Linked DNA regions of Mus musculus: region 1 is linked to region 2. Evidence: chromatin loops called from intact Hi-C (ENCODE). Cell type or tissue: left cerebral cortex. All regions are shown on one strand.

The links. Hi-C counts contacts between places; a loop is a spot of excess contacts. Peaks named below come from ENCODE experiments on the same cell type or tissue, not always from the same donor. Only the 100,000 strongest peaks of a DNase experiment are listed, where the experiment ranks them.
Region 1: a loop joins it to region 2, with 2.3 times the contacts of the local background. A loop is called at or near these places in 1 of 42 quality-filtered maps.

Annotation. Positions count from the first base shown.
Region 1 is chr13:64,158,890-64,163,889 of GRCm38, reverse strand. It overlaps Habp4 (hyaluronic acid binding protein 4), which reads right to left and starts at 2,024. Exons shown (of 8, transcript NM_019986.3): 1 at 1,556-2,024. The coding sequence starts at 1,904. In left cerebral cortex, no CTCF peak of the experiment used is centred here; DNase peaks (open chromatin) are centred at 580, 925, 1,525 and 2,126; H3K4me3 peaks cover 2,460 bases; H3K27ac peaks cover 1,533 bases.
Region 2 is chr13:64,367,217-64,372,216 of GRCm38, reverse strand. It overlaps Ctsl (cathepsin L), which reads left to right and starts at 1,697. Exons shown (of 8, transcript NM_009984.4): 1 at 1,697-1,981; 2 at 3,053-3,189; 3 at 3,979-4,101; 4 at 4,211-4,357. The coding sequence starts at 3,064. In left cerebral cortex, no CTCF peak of the experiment used is centred here; DNase peaks (open chromatin) are centred at 1,797 and 2,939; H3K4me3 peaks cover 2,263 bases; H3K27ac peaks cover 1,272 bases.

The DNA of each region.
Region 1 (5,000 bases), 210 kb after region 2:
ATCAAACAAACCAACAACACTCTAACAGTAGTAACTGGTACACTTCCAAAGGCTAGTATATCTTCACTTGGTTAAAAAAAAAAAAGTAAATAGTAAAAAAATTTTATTTGATCTTTCTCAATTCCTTCCCTTCCCATTTTCCTAAATACACTTAAGAGAAACTCAATACAAAATATACTGTATGGTGCATTTCCATTTTAAAAGGAGTCCTAAATTTACTGAGGTATCCATCTTCATTAATGATTTTCTGAATCTCAACCAATGTCTCAAATTAACTTCACAGATAAAGGTAAACATTACCTAGCTGTACCAGCGAAAGCCTCAAATGTGAAGCCAGAGGTGGAACGGACAGTTTTCTCAAGTAAGAACTAGGCAATAATGCCCACATGAACATCTGCCTACCTCGTGGTCAAACTACCCTCTAATCTCAATACCCCTTCTTGCCAATCTTAGGGATATAAACTTAATACGGGAAAACCGGGCGTTCATTTGGTGAGAGCTTGGCTGCAAAAGCCTTGACGCAGCTCAGGTGACAGCCACGAAGTCTGAAGCAGCCTCCCACGCAGACAGTACACCCAGCGGAGGGCTGACCCCTTCTGATTAAGCAGAAAGGGTAACTTTGAGCATTCCGCTTGCAAAGGCTAAAGCCGCTTCTAGAAAAAACAGTATTCAATCAATCACAAATAACAAGTCCCACATACACTATTTGTTCCACCTGCAATCGATGTCAGCTAACACCTAGAGGCTACCATATGAGGATGGAGAAAAGAGCTAAGGCGCAGAGGAGCCGGAACCTCAAGCCCACCCCAACTCACCCTGGGCTCAAGTCTGCCTTCCGGGGGCTCCCACACGTAAGGGTACCCAGGCCTCCCAGGATTTCGAGGCCCAGAATCTGGGATCCCTGAAGGTTTCAGCAGTGCATCGCCTACAGAGCTGAGTCCCGCAGAGGCCGGGAGGGAAGATGAAGGATGCAGCCAGCTGCAGATGTGAGAATCCCAGCTGCGCAACTCTCAGGCTGTCAGTCCCAGCTCCTCCACGAAACCAGGAATGTCAGGAGGGTGACCCCGGAAGAGTCATACTATGCCTTTTTGCCCATCAAGAACCTCCAGCTCGGCCCACCCGTAACGGATGGATAGGGACGACCCCCAGCCCCGGAGAGAGGGTGATTCCCAACCCCTCGTGGATTGGGACCCAGGGAGAATGACCAAAGGCCCTCTGTCCACCAAGATTCACGGCTCTGCTCACTGTCCCCCATCTGGGATGAGCCCACCGAGAGTGAAACCCTGACCCTTCCACTGAGATAGGGTGACCAGGGAAAATGACCACCCAGGAGGATGGCCCTGGAGGGTCATGATCCCTCAAAAGTGGCTCCCTAGAGTGATCCCTGGAAACGTGACCCCGAGAGGATTATTATCTTCAAGGGTGGCCCCTGAAAGGATGACCCCGGGTCCTGCGCCCATAAGGACTCCCAGCTCTGATCCGCCCACGCGTCCGGGATCGGTCCCCGCGACTGGAGCTAGCGGCTGCAGGGGTGACCTCGGTGCCCACGGCGTACCTGGCGGCTGCGGGCCCCCAGGGCTGTCTGGCTGCTGTGCGCCGGACGCCGCGAGGCTCTTGCGCTCCTTCTGCGACTCCCTGCGGCCGCCTGCGCCAGGCCTGTGTCCTGAGGCCACAGCCGGGCTCCTGCCGCCACGGTGCCCGGCCCCGCTGGCCGCCGCCGCCGCCTCATCGCGACGCTTGCGCTGCAGCTGCTGCTGGCGCCGGTGCTCGGCCTCCCGCAGGATGTCGAACGGGTCCGACTCGTCGTCCAGCAGCTGATGGAAGCGGTTGGCCACGACGCAGCCGAACGTCTCCTGCATCGCGGCGCCCGCGGCGGCTACAGGGCTCCCCAGGGCCCCCTTCATGACGCCGCCGCTGCGGGCGCCGCGGGCAGCCCAGGCCAGTGAGGTTCAGCGAAGCCGCGGGCGAGGACCCATGCTGCTGCTGCTGCTGCCGCCGCCGCCGCCGCCGCCGCCGCACTCTCGGCCCCGCGGTCGGCTCCTCCCGGCCTGCGCGCCCCAGCCAATGAGCGCTGGTGGACACGCCCTTCGGCCCCGGGGCGCACGAAGACCCAATGGGAGACCGGTGTCTGTGACGTCACGCCCCACTTTATCCCCTCCCACTCTATAGCCTGTGGGCGTGGTGGTATGGGGCTTGGGCGGAGCTACCACCAGAAACTCAGGGAGGCTGCAAGCCTTCTCTCGCCGGTGTGCGCCAGTGGGGAGCCTGGTTGCACACCGCCACACTTCACCAAAATGACCTAGTCAAGAGCCTTTAAGGGCTTGCGTGTCTGGGGGAGAGCTGTAAACTGAGGGAAAGTGCCTAGAGGAGAGGCAGCGTCCTCAGCTGGGTGCTGACCCATTCAAGAAGCCTGGAGAGACTTGCGTTTCAAGAGGTGTGACAGGAACAAGAGACCAAAACAACCCATTCAAGTGCAAAGAAACAACCCCAGACCCACTGTGATGTTGTGATGAGTGCGGGAGCGGACAGGGTGAGGTTTAGATAGCGGTTGTTTTTCTTTTGAGACATTCAGTTAAGGCCTGGCTTCTGGGGAATGAAACTCCAAATTAGATGTCATGCTTGCTGGCGAGTGCCTTTGCTCTCTGAGCCATCACTCTCCTGAAAATTAATTTTGTAAGTTAGCATTCAAAGTAATGGTTCTTATGGTATGTTTGTGTGTTTATATGTGTGTGTATATATACATGTTTATGTCATTACACTTTGTTCAAAACTGTCTCCACATTGCCCTTCTCCATGATGCCATCCCTGCCTGCTGGTTCCCTCCCTATCACAAGCAGTTTTACTTCATAGAACATATGTTTTACTTCATAGAACATGTGAAAGGAATAATTAAATACAGGTGTTAAAAAAGGTCTGAGTTTTACTGTTGTCCAACTTCTCTGTGCAAAGAAATCAAAAGTGATTTTTGTCTCAAATTGTAATTTCCTGGGCTTGCCATTCAGGGACCTCAGGGGTTCTCAGTAAATTGTCAGATGGCTAGAGATTTTAAGATAGGTGGCCACTTCTTTCTTTGAATTAAAGATTAGAGCCTGTATTTTTCTAGCCAAAATTGGAAATAGGTATTCAGATGAAAACTCGTATTATTCTCAGAGGTGCTATTCACAATAGCCGGGAGGAAGAAGCAGTCCAAATGCCCATTAACTGGGTGATGGATGAATAAGATGTGCTACAACAGAAGCTAGGATGGGGTGGGGGGAGGGCAGAAAAAGAACAAGTGTTAGCACACACTACAAAACAGGTGAACCTTGGACCATTGTGTGAAGAAAGCTTAGATGATGTCAGGGATAGGGATAGTTTTAGTTACCTTCGCATTGCTGCACCCACAATACCATAATTTTGCAAATATGACATCAAAGGCACAAGCAAAATTGCACTTTATCAAACTTAGGATCCCGTCATCAACAACTTACGAGGCAAAGATTTATCTGGTGCCCAGTATCAGAGGAATTTAGTCCACCTTGGCAAGAAGACATGGTGAAGCTCCCAGTTCATATTGGGAGCCCGGCTGAGGTGAAAGCTGTTCTCATCATGGTGGACTGTGAAGCAGAGAGCAAAACAGGAATCAGACAGGGGTAACATACCCTACATTGAGGACCTCCCCTAAAGACCCCATAGTCTCTCCAGACAGCACTACCAGCTGAGAAACAAATTTCCAGCTGTAACAGAAAGCAAGTTAGGAGTTTCTTCTTTCATACTAATGTATCCAGTGATTTGTTACATAGTGTACATTCAAGGCATTTACTTTATACTGTGAATGCAATCCAGTGCTACATTATTCTGTTGCTCATGTCACTGTAGACACAAGAGCTTCTTCATTGTCTCCTATGTTGCTCTGATACATAATGAAGGCTTTGTATACATGTGAGTGTGTGTGTGTGTGTGTGTGTGTGTGTGTGTGTAAGTAACAATAATTATTTACTTCTGGCAGATCTTGCACATTTCCTGGACTGGTCTTGGCATCAGCTATTTCTCCAAAGAGACTTGGTTTTTATTACTGATGATTGATTTTCAGAGACCAAAACTGTAGAAAGGAGATAATTTTGCAAATATGACATCAAAGGTACAAGCAAAATTACACTTTATCAAATTTAGGATCCAGTCAACAAAGGAAACTGTTGAAGAAATCTAAAGACAACCTGTAGAGTGGAAGAAAATATTTGAAAATCTTTTATACTGGGGTTAGTATTTAGAATACATGAAATTAAATTTAAAAAAACAACTAAAACTAGGGGGTTTCAGTATCAGTATTCTATATGTTTATAAATGGATAAAAACACAGGAAAAGGTGTTCAATGGCATACGCTGTAAGGAAAATGGAAATGAAAACTGTGTGTGACGGTCTGACACACTTTTAAGGATACCTTTCCTACTTCTCCATTGTATTTTTCCCCATTTTCATATGTTTAGTGTGTGTGGCTAAATGTTTCAGCACATGTGTATGGATGTGTGTGCACCTGTGGGCAAATGCCTGTGGAGGTTGAAGTTTGATGTCAGGACTTAAACTCAATTCCTCTTACAACTTATTTATTGAAATAGAGCGTCTCACTCAAACCTAGAACTCGCCAATATTGCTAGTCTCCCTATACAGCTTGGTTAGAGGATCCCTGGGATGACGGTCATTTTTTTTTTGAAGGATATATATAAAGCATATATTAGTAAGGATGTGAAGAGTCTGGGACGGGACCAGCATAGATCATTGGTGGGATATAAAGTGGTGTGAGGACTAGGAAAAAAAAAGCAGTACAATTCCACCCACCCCCAAATTAAACTTCATAGCTTCCATATGGCCTTCTGCTTCATGTAGACATGTTGGAGGCTGAATTTAGATTTCAAAATTCAATAGAATCATGGAGAAAGGGAGTCAAAAGTGAAAACATATGCACCTGTACTTCATATGTAAATAACAACCTATAGGCATGAGACAGTGGCATTATTAATTA
Region 2 (5,000 bases):
TTTAATCTCAGCACTAGGGAGGCAGAAACAGATTTATTTGAGTTCCAGGACAGCCCAGTCTACAAAGGGAGTTCCAGGACAGCCAGGAAATCAAAAATCCTGTCTCAAAAAACAACCACAACAACAAAAGCCTCATTTTCGGGGAGGTGTACATGTGCCAACAGCACATACAAAAGTCAGAGAACAACTTTTGGCTCTCTTCTTTCACCATATAGATCTCTGAGATTGAACTTAGGCTTGGGTTCAGGCAACTCTTTAACACTAAGCAATCTCACCAAGCCCTGAACGTGATCTTTTAAATCACTTTTAAAAAAATACTTCTTTTAGGGCCAGGAGGTAGTGGCGCACTCCTTTAATCCCAGTACTTGGGAGGCAGAGGCTGGCGGATCTCTGTGAGTTTTGAGGACAGCCTCATCTATAGAGCAAATTCCAGGACAGCCAAGGCTACACTGAAAACCCTGTCTCAGAAAATATTTTAAATACTATTATAAAAGACATTACAAGTCAGGCAGTAGTGGCGCACGCCTTTAATCCCAGCACTTGGAAGGCAGAGACAGGCGGGTTTCTGAGTTCGAGGCCAGCCTGGTCTACAGAGTGAGTTCCAGGACAGCCAGGGCTACACAGAGAAACCCTGTCTCAAAAACAAAAACAACAACAAAAACAAAACAAAAAAAAAGACAATACAAATTTTTAAAAATCACATACTGAAATTAACCAAACTCAAATATTATAAAGCTTCTAAACAGAATAGCCAATAAAAAAAATCTTATATGGCTAAAAAAAAATTACACTTTACCGAATTATTTTCTTTCAATCTTACCTATACCTGTATATATATTTTTTCTCTATCCAAGTAATTTCTTCAAGCTACACAACTACAGCCTTCTATTAAATATTACTCTTCTTGAGTGAGGAAGAGGAAACTAAAGCGGATAGCTCGGAGATAGCTTTAATCCCGGCTCTTGAGAGGCAAAACCAGGATGCCTGTGATTGCCTGGTCTACATTATTAAACCCTATAACCCCTATCTCAAACACATACTTATATCTTTTCCAGCGAATTTATCAAATTCCAGAAGTGGCGCATGCCTTTAATCCCAAAACTTGGGAGGCAGAGGCAGGCGGTTCTGAGTTCGAGGCCAGCCTTGGTCTCCAGAGTGAGTTCCAGGACAGCCAGGGCTACACAGAGAAACCCCGTCTCGAAAAGACAAAAAAAAAAAAAAAAAGGAAAAAGAAAGAAAAAAATTGAAAGTAAGAAAAACAATTCATAATGTAAAGTAGGAAAACAGTCTCCATCGTTCTCAACCGCTTTTTTTCTTTTCTTTTCTAGCCACCATCCTACAACCCCACCCCCACCGCCGCGTCCCCGCCTGCCACGAAAAGAATTTCTACCAGACTTGAGAGAAATGCTCCTAAGGAACAATCCATGTATAGGTAAGGCAGGAAGTGCGGCGTTAGAAGCCACGTGCTGATCTAAATTCTATGGACACCCGTCCAGCCAGACCCTGGAGAGGTGACTCTGTCCTCCGCTCTGTCTTCTTCCACTTACATCAGCATTGTTGTGGGTTAAACAGAAACCACGGGTTATGCAACTCTCCACCCTGCACATTTTAATCTACAACTTTCATACAAAAGGAAAGGTATGGCTGAGGTGGAAATTCCACAGCAGGCCTTTTTTTTCCTACGCTTTTCTTACAGAACCAAGGCACCACGCTGGCGTGGACCCTCCAAAGTGGATCAGCCTCGCCCCAAGGCTTGCACCACAGGACAGGTTACGACCCGGCGGCGTCACGCGCCCGGACTCCCGCAGGCTCCGCCCCGAGGCAGGCATAGCCAATGACGGGGCGGGGGCGGGCCCTGTCGGGGCTGTAGCCTGAGAGGCTTTAAAGCCTGAGCCCGGCGCTGTTCCTCCAGATTCTCGGACCTCGGCGACCTCCGGGGATCCGAGTTTGCAGACTTCTTGTGCGCAGCTAGCCGCCTCAGGTGAGTGACCCCCGCGGGTTTAAAGGCTTCCCGAGCAAGGGCAGGTAGGGGAATCTAGAATGTGGGAACCATAGCATCTGCAACCCGGACTGGAGACCCCCGGATGGGCCAGGATCTCGAGGATGTGTCCTCGGCCTCCCCGAAGTGATAGGCCCTTGTTGTCGAGCGGGGTCTTCATCAGGTCATGTGACTCCGGGCTGCCGGGACCCGTAGGGACAGCGGGACCCCCTCAAGCTGGTCACGGGACCCAGGGCTCCTTGTGCCGCCATAACATTCGCGGGCGGTGGCCGCGAGCGCGGAGCGGACGCCCATCCCCCTCTCCCCCGGACGGGCCCAGCTTGGCCCCTAACCCGAACTGAGATCGCATAAGGAGGCATCGCCTTGAGGCTTCAGTTCGCCTGATGTGCAGCTGTGCGTTAAAGTGTGTGGTGGCAACCCACCCTCTGGGTACTCCTGTATGCCCACTTGGGGTCACTAATACTTGTCAATAAATGACCTGGACCCAGTTGTCCTCTTAAGATTCTGACGCATACAATATCGGAAGACTTAAGACTACCGTGGCGCTATAATAAGAGAAAGTGGGGGGGGGGCTGTCGAGATGGTTCAGCGGGTAAGAGCACTGACCGCTCTTTCAAAGGTCCTGAGTGCAAATCTCAGCAACCACATGGTGGCTCACAACCACCCATAATGAGATCTGACACCCTCTTCTGTGCGTCTAAAGTCAGCTACAGTGTACTTATGTATAATAATAAATCCTTAAAAAAAAAAAAGCAAGAGAAAAGGGTTTACCCCTGTTCCAATGACTACTAGGCTGTTTTTGTTTCAGTAGCTAGAGTCTAGGAACCTCCAAAGATTAATTCCTGACTTGTTTTTCTCCACTCATAATCACATTTGTTAACACGTGCAAGGATGCTTCAACTCAGAACGGTTTACTGCTGGGCTGGTGGCTCATGGATCCCTAAACTTGAGAGATGGGTCATTGAAAAAGTTTAAAGCCTAAACTACATGAGAAACTGTCCTTAAAAGAGAAAGCTTCCGTGGGATTCTCATTTCCTCTTTTTCCTTCCCTAGGTGTTTGAACCATGAATCTTTTACTCCTTTTGGCTGTCCTCTGCTTGGGAACAGCCTTAGCTACTCCAAAATTTGATCAAACCTTTAGTGCAGAGTGGCACCAGTGGAAGTCCACACACAGAAGACTGTATGGCACGGTTTGTAGTGTTTACATTGTCTAGAGAGAATGGTCTTCCTTGCCCTTGGAAGTGTTTGTTTGGTTGGTTGGGTTTTGTTTTTGTTTTTCCAAGTCAGTGCTTCTCTGTGTGTCCCTGGCTGTCCTGGAACTTGTTCTGTGGACCAGGCTGTGAACTCAGTGCTAGGATTTAAGTCATGTGCCACCACTGCCCACCTCTTTCTCCCCCCACAACCCCCCTCTCTAACCCTCAGAAGTTTATAGCCAGAGAGTAGTCTCTAGAGGCCAGCTCTTAGCAGGAATAGCCCAATCATACATCCATTGTGAGCAGAGTAGAGCACATACATCCCTTTGTGTGTTTTCGGGAGGAGTGGTGCCTTTCAGAGTGTGTAGCTGTTCCTGTTCCAGTAGATCCATTTGGTCAGATGGATTGGTTTTTTTATTTAAGATTTAGTTAGTGAGATATATGTCACTCGTGATATATACCACACTTATGTCTGGGTATTGTGTACATTCTGGAACTAGTTAGAAAGTACCATATGGCCGGGCAGTGGTGGCACACTTGGGAGGCAGGGGCAGGCAGATTTCTGAGTTTGAGGCCAGCCTGAGCTATACAGAAAAGAAACCCTGTCTCAAAAAAAGTAACATATGTGAGTGCTGAGAATTAAACCTGAGTCTTCCACAAATGGTCTTAAACACAGCCATCTCTCCAGCACCATCTCTGCCTCTGGAATTAAAAGCCTGTGCCAACATCTGGCTCCCCCTGTCTATTAACAAAAAATGAAAACTGCCAGTTCTGTGCTTGCTCTAGAATGAGGAAGAGTGGAGGAGAGCGATATGGGAGAAGAACATGAGAATGATCCAGCTACACAACGGGGAATACAGCAACGGGCAGCACGGCTTTTCCATGGAGATGAACGCCTTCGGTGACATGGTGAGTGGGGACATGATGCGAACTCTTGAACTCTTGAGCCCTCTCCTCCATTTTCTTTCTACAAAGTTATCTCACCTTTTCTACTTTTTTTTTTCTCCCTTCCCGGAAGACCAATGAGGAATTCAGGCAGGTGGTGAATGGCTACCGCCACCAGAAGCACAAGAAGGGGAGGCTTTTTCAGGAACCGCTGATGCTTAAGATCCCCAAGTCTGTGGACTGGAGAGAAAAGGGTTGTGTGACTCCTGTGAAGAACCAGGTATGAGGGCTGGGAGAAGTCTTGAGTTTGATCCCCAGGGTCCACACTTGGAAGAGACTCGAGGTGGGGGAGGGGCGGGAGTGCAGCATCACTAAAGATAATGATTTGATTACCCTCCCCCAGCAGCCATCAACTGGTAGTAACTCCTGAGAGGAGCCAGGCCCCATGAGACTCTGTCCTCTGTGCTTTAGCCTTGACCACAGTGTTTTGTTTTGTCTGCTCTTTTGGATCCTGAATGAGACAGGATCTCACAATACTAGCCCAGCCCAGCCCAGCCTGGCCTCAAACCCAGGATCCTCTTGCCTTAATCTCTCTAGTGGATTGCAGGCATACATTGCCCTACCCAGATTCCTGTCTTACTGTTTTTTTGTTTTGTTTTGTTTTGTTTTTTTCGAGACAGGGTTTCTCTGTATAGCCCTGGCTGTCCTGGAGCTCACTTTGTAGACCAGGCTAGCCTCGAACTCAGAAATCCGCCTGCCTCTGCCTCCCAAAGTGCTGGGATTAAAGGTGTGCGCCACCACGCCCGGCTTGTTTTTTTTTTTTAAGTATGAATATATCTGGGGGTGGGGAGAGATGTGGCACACACTTTTAATCCCATCACTTGGGAGGCAGAGGCAGGAGGATCTCTGAGTTCAAGGCTATA